2 separate regions of the Homo sapiens genome follow, and region 1 is linked to region 2. Evidence: chromatin loops called from intact Hi-C (ENCODE). Cell type or tissue: heart right ventricle. All regions are shown on one strand. Links, peaks and the distances in the headings refer to the core of each region. The heading gives the core; the rest is flanking DNA. Region 1 has its middle 41 kb from the start of MIR483. Region 2 overlaps NUP98 (nucleoporin 98 and 96 precursor).

Region 1 (5,372 bases), core at 148-5,147, 1.7 Mb before region 2:
ATGTCCAGGGCTTGGCTGTCCAGGGCTGAGGGCAGGACAAGAGCCACAGCAGCTTTGAAGACATCGGATTCTGGGGCTGGGCTCAGAGTGGCCGCCACCTTGCAGGGTCCCACCAAGACCACTGCAGCCTGGAATTTCCTGCTGACACTGGACGTAGGAGGCCTGGAGGGCCTGCAGGGGTCAGCCAGCGCCTCCAGGACCCTCACTCAAACCTTGTCCCACGCCTTACCACCTTGCACCTGGTCTTCCCACACCAGGAAAAGCCCCTCCCATCCTCCAGACCCCAAAACTCTCAGGCGGCCCCCACACTCTTGGAAGCCCATGACTTGTCATATCTTCTGGGGAGTTTTGGGCCCCAGTACAGCCCACAGCACAACCTCCTGAGGGGCTTGGTTTATTTATATTTTTACTGTAATGACTTACTTGAAATTTTGCTTATTTATTATCTTTTTATCTCTGACACCCTGAGGGGCTTGGGAAGGGTGAACGGAGTGACACTCTGGAGGGGGCCACAGGCTAACCTGCAGGCCTCACATGTGGGTGGAGGTGGAAGAAGGGGCTTGGATTCTGGGTCCTGGCTGCACAGCCCCGGTCGGAGGCCTGTGGGGCTGGGGGCTGGGGAGCTGGCCCCCAGGCTGTAATTACCAGGCTCACCTCCACCTGAAGTGGGGTGTGGTGGCCTCAGCCCCAAATTACAGAGCACAGCTGCATGGTACAGTGCGGGCAGGAAAACAGGGCCTGCTCCTGTCCGGCTCCCAAGCCCTTTTCCCAGCTGGCTTCGCCTCTGCTGAGCCTGGCCACCCCAGAACCAGCAGGTGGGCTCCAGGGAAGCCCTGCAGCCAGGCCAGCCCTGCCCACTCTTGTGTCCATGCTCTGACAGCAGCCAGAGGGGCCCTGGCAAAGGATGAGCAAGGGCTGGAGCCCCCTCTGCTCCCACCCCACACTCTCATCTCACCCAGGAGTCCTCTGCATCTGCGTCCCCTGTGGGTGCAACACAGGACCACAAACTCGGTGGTTTAAAGCAACAGAAATGGGTTCTGTCCCAATTCTGGGGGGCCAGAATTTAGAAATGCAGGTGTCAGCAGGGCTGGGCTTCCTCCAGGAGCTACGGGAGGGTCCCTCCTGCCTCTTCCCGCTTCCAGGGGCTGCTGGAGCTCCTGGGCCTGCGGGTACATCACTCGCCTGTCTCTGCCATCACAGCTGGCACTCCACACCCTTACTTTGTTCATTCCTGTCAGCCCACGGGAATGTGGACCTCAAGACAGGAGAGCCGGGATCTCTGTCCTCTCCCTGCTGCACCCCAGCCACCAGCATGGCTGCAGAGCCCAAGACAGCAGACGGAGGAGGTAGTGCGGTGTGCGCCTTTGGGGCCGGTGGCTCGGGAAGGGCAGGCAGAGCCCTCTACGGGGGACTATGTCCTTTGTGGATGGGCAGAACAGTGCACAGTGGGAGTGCCTTGCACTAACAGATTGGAAACTGAGGCACAGAGGGGAAAAGCGTCCCTGGTCCTCCGGCCTGGTGGAGCATGAGAATCTGGCGCAACTGGCTTTGCTGTGGACTGACTAGTGGATGCTCTCAGGCCCAGGGTCCGGGGTCTGTGCCTGCCAAGCACCCAGGTGATACGTGGGATGGTTACTGAGAGCTGCCAGGGCTCCACCGTGTGCTGGGTATGCTGCCAGGGGTCCACACATGAGGCCCTTCACCCTCCTAGCAACTATGAGATGCTCATCATTTAGAAGGGGAAACTGAGGCTCATGTTGGAGTATTGAGGAACGCCTTCCAGCACCACTGTGCAAGCGGTAGGCCTGCCTGGGGCAGTGGGGAGACAGTTCCCGGAGGGCAGCAGAAGCAGCAAGCGCCCAGAGTCTGGCCCATGCCAAGCCTTGGGGCCCCTGGAAGACCAGCCTGATGGCAGAGGCTGAGGCTTCCCCGTGGGCTCCAGGGGAGGTGGGAGGCCAGGCTGGCTTTGACAAGCCCCCACTGTCTCCTTCCAGCAGCCCCAGCCGGTCCCAGCCCCTGCCTTGGGGCTTCTCAGCCTAGGACTGGCTCATCCCCGCTTGCTGCCCACATCAGCCCCATCTAGTCCCTCCTGCAAGCCCCCGCTCCATCAACCCTCTTTCCTACACCCCAACCATTGCCTGGGGTCCTGCCTTCCAGCTCCATGCTGACTGCACACCCTGAGCCCTCGCCAGCTGCCCAGGGAGCTCCTGGGGCCAGTGCAAAGCTATCCATCCCCTCTGCAGCCACCCTGGCCCTAAGCAAGCAAGAGCTCCCAGCCATGACTGGACAAGGTCCTGGGTGAAGGAACAAACAAGGGAAGCTTCTGGGGAGGCTGGGGAGGCTCCTGGTCAGCAGGAGGCTGCCAGGTGCGGGTAGTAACTGACTCACCCGGTAAGTCTTCTGAGGAGGCCCGGGCCAGTGGAACTCCCAACCAGGTCCCCGGGGAGGAGGCTGCCTGGCAGGCTGGATGGGAGCCGAGGCCAGAGTGTGCCTGGAGCAGCCCCTGGCTCAGCCAGGCAGCAGCTTGGGGCCTCGCCAGGTGGTGGCTGCCAGCCTCCCTGTGAGAGCCGCCGCCTGTGGTTTGAGGCTTTCTGGCTCCCAGGCTGGCTTCCTGCCCAGTGGGTGGTGAGGCTGTGATTGCAGCACGTCCCACCTGGCCCCTCCTGGGGCTGGGCCCTGCACCAGCTCCTGCCTTTACCGGCTGGGTGATGAGGAAAGGGGGCTGAACCCCAGCCCAGTCCCCTGACCTGCTGATGACAGACCCACCTCGGGTGGGGGCTAAGGAGGTGCTGTGTGGGAGGGGCCTAGCATGGTGCCTACTGAATCAGATGCCCCGAGATGGACTGAAACCACGGAGGAGGGAAAAAAATGAGCCCCTGGGAAGGTCTGGAAGTTGTGTGGAAGAACTGACATTTGAGCTGGGTACGGAAATGCAGCAGGGAGGAAAGGAGGTGGCGCTCCTCACCGAGAAGCCAGCCCAGCTAAGGCAAGGTGTGGCCAGGCGCTACACTTTCCAGCATGGCAGGAGCCTGGGTGTGTGGATGTCAGAGGAGAGGGCCACGGGAGCAGGCAGGATGGCGAGGACCCAGAGAACCAGGCCACAGAGCTTGGACTGGGACCAAAGGTGCTGGGGAACCCTGGGGGGTTTGGAACAGAGCAGCGCCCCACTCGCCAGCCTGGCCATGACCAAACAATCAGCAGGACCCCCCATGCACTCACCCAAGAGGAGCTTCCTGCTGGCCACAGTGACAAGAATTGCACTCACCCAAGAAGAGGGCCCTGCCGGCCACAGCGATGAGACTCTGTCTCCAAAAGCTGGCAGTGCCCCATGGACTGGCATGTGGCTTCACAAGAGAGATGGGGGCTCTCAGGGAGGTCATGTGGCAGAGAGGGGAAGGCAGGGTATGGGCAAAAGGCAGAGACAGGAACATGCAGGACGAGTGCCCAGGACAAGGAGGAACCCCCGGACCAGAAGCCTGACTTGGCCAGGGCCTGAATGTCAGGAATCGTCATCATGGCCTGACACGCCGCTGGCTGTAGACTCGTGGAGTCCTTGTGGCACCTGGCCCAGAAAGCTTCCCACGCACAGCCCAGGGCACTCTCCTGGGATTATGGTAAGTGTCTGTGGCCTCTCAAAGCCTAGTCCCCGAGCTGCCAGGCATGGAGGAGGGTGGCAGTGGTGCCCCAGGCCAGCCTGGATGCTGGGCGGCACAGCCCTGAGCTGGATGGCCCGGGAGGCTAAGGCCAGCTCTGCCCAGGAGACCCCAGCAGCTACTGGCTCCATGCCAACATTTGCGTGAGGGTCCCGGGGGAAAGCTGGGTGCCATCGCTAGCTAAAAACTGCTGGCAAACAAAACGGAGGGTTTGGTTGTGCAATGGAAAGGTGAAACCGCAAAGGAGCCCGTGTAACACTTCCCGGGGTTCCTGGGCTCTTCTGAGACTGGCTTGGGGCTTTGGGTTTGGCCGAGGGTGTAAGATCCCGGGAGCAGGAGGCAAGGACTAGAGGGGTATGTGCACGCCCCAGGGCTTGGTCACAGGCACGGTCCCTGCGAACATGCCATCTGCACAGGCTGGGATACTCCAGGCCCACCTGTGCCCTGGGGCCCCTGGGTGGATGGACATCCCCAGAAGGACGTGGTCCCTAATCCTGCCTGGTCAGCTCATCCTGGGACCCCAGGGACCAGACCAGAGCATGTCACTAAGTAGGGGACCCCCATCAGGTGGAGGCGGAGCCTCTCTATTCCTGCCGCTGTCCCTCCCCAGGCTCGACCCCAGGGCCTGGTGGCCTAAAGACAGGCCAGAATGGAGCTGGAGTCCCACTGGACACTGTACAGAGTGGAAAACTGAAGCCCGGGAGCAGCTTCCCAGGGCTCCATGCCCAGCCCCTCCCCAGGGCCCAGGCACACAGGGATACTCCGTGCACCCAGGGACAGGTTTCCAGTAGGGCCGTCTGTCCAGGCCACCTGGGCACATACTGGGTCCCCCTTCCTTGTTCCCAGAGTTTCAGAGGTGCAGCCAGGTTGGGACAGGAAAAAGCCTGGGGGCCAAAGGGCCGCTTGGACCCCACTGTGCCCCGTGTGGACACCACGTCACCCTGTGGGAGGCCAAGGCCCACCTCAACCTCCCTCTCCAGCCTCTGTCCCCAGCAGCCCATGCTTTCTCATCCCACAAGGACCCCTCGCCCAGGCCCGACTGGTCATCCCCAGTGGGATATGGCACAACTTTGGGGGAGCAGCCTTGGGGTTGTAGCGTTGGGGGTGGAGGGGTAGGTCTAAGGCACCTACCCCTTAGGTAGGTAGGAGATGACCATGACTGATGGTCATCCCCATAGAACCACCCCAACACGCTCTTACACCTCCCAGCTCAACAAAGACCTTCCAGAGCCTTCTCTGGCCAGCCCAGGCCAGACACCAAGAATGCAGCGGTCAATAGGACCTGCCCTCACCAAGTGCACACCTATCCGTGGGTCCTCACTGGCCAAGAGCTCCTTCCTCTCCTCACCCCCATTTCTCATCTCACCAGCCCTGCCCCAGCTCCCTGCAGGCCCTCGCCCTGCCCACCCCTCTTGTCCCGACGGGTCTCAGAGTCCTGGCCACCAGAACCCAAAGATGTCAAGACTTCCCTCTAACGAACCTGATGTCTTGGATTCCTTCTAGAGAAGGCCAGGTCTCAGCCAACAGCCCAGCGGCTCCCCAAGGCTTCCATGTTTCTCCTGACAGCAAGCTCATCCCTCCACAGCACAACACTTTTCAAAGGTGCTGGTGGTTAGAAAGTTCCACCTTCCAGACCCCTCCTCACAAAAGCATCTCCCAGGCCCCACAGGTCCGGTTACTGGGGGAAGTGGCAGCACCGATTTTGAAATCCTTTTGAAA
Region 2 (5,372 bases), core at 244-5,243:
AAAAACAAAACAAAACAAAACAAAAAACAAAACAAAAGCCTGGCATGGTGTCACACGCCTGTAATCCCAGCTACTTGGGAGGCTGAGGCACGAGAATCGCTTGAGCCTGGGAGGGAGAGGTTGCAGTGAGCCGAGATCATGCCACTGCAGTACAGCCTGGACAACAGAACGAGACTCGGTTTCAAAAACAACAACAACAACAACAACAACAACAGAAGTACTAGAATGTCTTGAAGCATTATATAATTTTCTCAATTTCTTACCTCAATTATCTGTCCAAAGTTTAAAAAAAGAAAAGAGAAATTTCAATCTCCATGAAAACAGGACCATATGTTTTAGGGACTTTGTGTTCCTTTTTTATTTTTTAAGACAGAGTTTTGCTCTTGTTGCCCAGGCTAGAGTGCAATAGCGCGATCTCGGGTCACTGCAACCTCCACTTCCTGGGTTCAAGTGATTCTCTTGCCTCAGCATCTCAAGTAGCTGGTATTACAGGCACCCACCACCACACCCAGCTAGTGGTTTTTTTTTTTTTTGTATTTTTAGGAGAGACGGGGTTTCACCATGTTGGCCAGATTGGTCTCGAATTCCTGACCTCAGGTGATCCACCCACCTCGGCCTCCCAGAGTGCTGGGATTACAGGCGTGAGCCACCGCGCCTGGCTCTTTTTTAATTTTTTTAACCTACTCACAATAGCAAGTTCAAAGTTTCTTCCATGAGTACCTCAACAATTTCAACAATTTGATCAACCCCAAAAACATTTCATTCCCAAACATCATACCAATTTATCACCTACAAAAGAGGGAAGAACTAGGAGTTAAAAATTATCTGATTCAAATAAAGCAAAAGAATTTCAATTTAGACTCAACAATTTAACCAATGCTATCAGAAGTATGATGCACATAAGCACTGAGGCAAAGAAATTTTAAAAGGGAAAGAATTTACTAATTGAAAACAAACCTGAAGTTAACCTGAAATTTCATTTTATATCAAATAATTTTTTGTTCTCAGAATCAAATCATATTAGGCTGGTGCAATAATACACCCAATAAAAATACCTGCAAAACAGTCAAATCCTTAGAAGAAAATTCCTTTTAACAAATTTACACACATCTTCAAATTACAGTCAACTGCAGAAACCTACCGAACCAACAGCACCAAATCCAGTATTGGTCTGCCCAAAGAGACCTGTTCCTGTTCCAAATGCTGTCCCAGTGCTGGTGTTTGTAGCTGTCCCAAAAAGACCTCCAGGCTGTGAGGCTTGGGTTACTCCAAATAATCCCTGCAAAGAAGTTTATATAGATTAAAAGATATCCTGTAATAGTTTCCGTAACGAATCTCAGAGTAATAAAAAAAAAGTTACCATTTTTTCAAGCTTATATGACAGATATTAGGCTAAATAACTTATATAGATTATTTCCTTCAAAACAACCCTGAAAAGCAGGGAGTATATTTTTCAAAAAGCTCAGAGCATTTTAAAACTTGCCCAAGGTGCCACAGCTCCTGAATGGTAGGAACAGAAGTTCAAACCTATATTTAAGCCCCTGTTCTTCCCAGGATGATGAACTCCAAGGTCTTAGGCGTCTATTAAATAATAAGACTTTAACTCTTGTGCTCTAAGAGATGTCAGGGTTGCAACACTGAGAAGCAAAATAGTATGTCTAGGTCCTTCATTTTCAACGATTTAGGTGAAAAGAACTAATCAGTATCAAGCTGGGGAGTGAACTTAGAATCAAGTAACCAAAAATAATCAGCGAAAATAAATCAACACGGACCGAGGTACGAGTGTTATGTTAAAGAGCCTTAATTCCTTTTTTTGATACGGAGTTTCGTTCTGTTGCCCAGGCTGAAGTACAGTGGCACAATCTCGGCTCACTGCAGCCTCTGTTCAAGTGATTCTCTCGCCTCAGCCTCCCAAGTAGCTGGGACTACAAGGGCACGCCACCAGGCCTGGCTAATTTTTGCATTTTTAGTAGAGATGGGGTTTCACAATGTGCCCAGGCTGGTCACGAACTCCTGACCTCAGGGGATCCACCTGCCTCAGCCTCCCAAAATGCTGGCGTGAGCCACTGCACCCAGCCAAAAGCCTTAATTCTAAATGAGAAACTATACTCATTTCCAATGAGCAGTCTGCATCATCCTATGTTTAACAATGTATTTTACTTATGCATTAATAAAGGAAAAATATTGTGCTAATAGACTTGCTGAATAGGGAATTCACTTTTTAAAGTTTTATTGAGACACAATTCAAACATCATAAAATTCACTCATTTACAGTGGACTATTCCGTGATGTTCTGCAACCATCCCTACTATCTAAATTCTTACACCCCCCAAAGAAATCCCAGACCCATCAGTGATTACTCCCCATCCCTAGGGAACCATTCATCTTTTTCTATGGATTTTTTTTTTATTCTGAACATTTAATGTGAATGGAGTCATAAAAAATGTGGTCTTTGGTGACGGGCTTCTTTCAGTTAGCACATTTTCAAGGTTCATCTGTGTTGTAGCATATATTAGTACTTCATTCCAATTTATGGTTGAACAATATTCCATTGTATGCATATACCACAATTGGTTACCCATTCATTGTTAATAGATCTTTAGGTTATTTCTACATTTTAGTCATTATGAATAATGCTGTTATGTTCACTTGTGTACAAGTCTATGTCTTATTTTTCTTCGGTAAATCCCAAGATGTGCAATTGCTGGGTCATATCGTAACTCTGTTTAACATTTTGAGGAACCACCAAACTGTTTTCTAAAGGGGCTGTACCAGCAATGTATGAGGGTTCCAACTTCTCCAGGTTCAATACTTACTACTGTATTTTTTTGTTGTTTTTGTTGAGTCTCACACTGTCACCCAGGCTGGAGTGCAGTAGCACAATCTCGGCTCACCACAACCTCCGCCTCCCGGGTTCAAGAGATTCTCCTGCCTCAGCCCCCTGAGTAGCTGGAACTACAGGTGGGCACCACCATGCCCGGCTAATTTTTTGTATTTTTAGTAGAGACGGGGTTTCACCATGTTGTCCAGGCTAATCTCGAACTCCTGACCTCGTGATCTGCCTGCCTCGGCTTCCCAAAGTGCTGGGATTAAAGGCGTGAGCCACCGCGCCCAGCCTGTTAGTCTTTTTTTATTGTATCTTTCAAATAGGTATAAAGTGGTTATCTCATTTTGGTTTTCATTTGCCTTTCCCTGATGACTTATGATGTTAAGCATATTATCACACCACTTACATATCTTCTCTGGAGAAATGTCAATTCAAATCCTTGGCCCTTTTTAAATGAGTTATTGTCTTACTACTGAATTATAAGAGTTATTTATACATCCTGGATACAAGTCCTATATCACATGTATGATTTTCAAGTATTTTCTTCCACTTACAGGTCTTTTCACTTTGATGATATCCCTTTGATATATAAATGTTTTTCTGCCATCTTTGTTTGTTTAGAGATAGGGTCTCATTATGTCGCTCAGGCTAGAGTGCAGTGGCCTATTCATAGCCACGATCATAGTGCACCACAGCTTCTAACTCATGACCTCAATGATTCCCCGACCTCAGCCTCCTGAGTAGCTGGGATGACAAGCATGTACTAAAAGGCCTGGCTAAAAGGTTTTAATTTTGAAAAAGCCCAACTTATCTATTTTTTCTTTTCTGCTTTTGCTTTTGGTGTCCTATCTAAGATATTACTGTCTAACTAGGTTTCTTCTAACAGTTTTATAATTTTAGGTCTTGCACTTAGAAATCTGATCAATTTGTGGCCAGGCATAGTGGCTCACACCTGTAATCCCAGCACTTTGAGAGGCTGAGGCAGTCGGATCATTTGAGGTCAGGTGTTCAAGATCAGCCTGCCTAACATGGTGAAACCCTGTCTCCACTAAAATATAAAAAAATTAGCCGGGCACGGTGGCGCACACCTGTAATCCCAGTTACTCAGGAGACCAAGGCAGGAGAATCGCTTGAACCCAGGAGGCAGAGGTTGCAGTGAGCCAAGATCGTGCCACTGCACTCCAGCCTGGGCAATTAGAACAAGACTCTGTCTCAAAAAAAAAAAAAAAAAAATTGATCAATTTTAACTTTTGCAGTTAAAAAATGCTGTGAAGAATCCAACCTCATTATTTTGCATGTGAATAACCAGTTGTCCCAGCACCATATGTTGAAAAGACTATTCTTTCCTCACTGAATTGTTTTGGTATCCTTGTTGAAAATCAATTGTCTACAAATGTGAGGGTTTATTTCTGGACTCTCACTTCTATTCAATTGGTCTATGTCTCTCCTTGTGCCAGTAACACAATTACTATTGCTTTATAGTAAGTTTTAAAATTGAGAAGTAAAGCCAGGTACAGCTGCTCACACCTGTAATCTCAGCACTTTGGGAGTCCAAGGAGAGCAGATTGTTCGAGCCCAGAAGCTCGAGACCAGCCTGGATAACTCGATGAAAACCCATCTCTACAAAAACTACAAAAATTAGCTGGACATGGTGGTGCACGCCTGTAGTCCCAGCTACTTGGGAGGTGAGGTGAGAGGATCGCTTAGCCCAGGAGGCGGAGGACGCAGTGAACTGAGATCATGCCACTGCACTCCAGCCTGGGTGACTGCAGCGAGGCCTGTCTCAAAAAAATTAATAAAATAAAATTGAGAAACATGAAGGCCAGGCGCAGTGGCTCATGCCTGTAAACCCAGCACTTTGTGAGGCAGAGGTGGGTGGATCACCTGAGGTCAGGAGTTTGAGACCAGCCTGACCAACATAGTGAAACCCCGGCTCTACTAAAAATACAAAATTAGCTGGGTATGGTGGTGCATGCCTGCAATCCCAGCTATGTGGGAGGCTAACGCCGGAGAATCCCTTGAACCCAGGAGGCAGAGGCTGCAGTGAGCTGAGATCGTGCCATTACACTCCAGCCTGGGCGACAACAGTGAAACTCCGTCTCAAAAAAAAAAAAAAAAAAAAAGAGAGAAGCCTGAGGGTCCTCCAACTTGTTGTTTTTCAAGATTGTTTTGGCTATTCCGGGTTCCTTCTTATTCTTTCTTCAGTGTTTTTATCATGAAAAAGTGTCAAATGTTTTTTCTGTATTTACAAAGGTGATCATGTGGTTTTCTGTTGTTTAAATTATATTACCACAGTGTATTACAATGATTAATGATCATATGTTGAACCAACCTTCCTCGGATAAATCCCACTTAGTCATGGATTATGATCCTTTTTTGTTTGTTTGTTTGTTTTGAGACAGAGTCCCGCTCTGTCACCTAGGCTGGAGTGCAGTGGCAAAATCTCGGCTCACCGCAACTTCTGCCTCCTGGGTTTAAGCAATTCTCCTGCCTCAGCCTCCTGCGTAGCTTGGATTAGTCACCCGCCACCCAGCCCAGCTAATTT

Evidence for each region. Peaks named below come from ENCODE experiments on the same cell type or tissue, not always from the same donor. Only the 100,000 strongest peaks of a DNase experiment are listed, where the experiment ranks them.
Region 1: it touches region 2 in a loop (15-fold over the local background); 1 of 110 quality-filtered maps calls a loop at or near these places.

What each region holds. Positions count from the first base shown.
Region 1 is chr11:2,090,696-2,096,067 of GRCh38, forward strand. No RefSeq gene overlaps it. Among named protein-coding and RNA genes, the nearest start is that of MIR483, 41 kb to the right of the region's middle. In heart right ventricle, for the core only: no CTCF peak of the experiment used is centred there; DNase peaks (open chromatin) are centred at 2,546 and 3,539.
Region 2 is chr11:3,761,761-3,767,132 of GRCh38, forward strand. It overlaps NUP98 (nucleoporin 98 and 96 precursor), which reads right to left. Exons shown (of 33, transcript NM_016320.5): 9 at 1,142-1,279. Among named protein-coding and RNA genes, the nearest start is that of NUP98, 33 kb to the right of the region's middle. In heart right ventricle, for the core only: no CTCF peak of the experiment used is centred there; no DNase peak of the experiment used is centred there.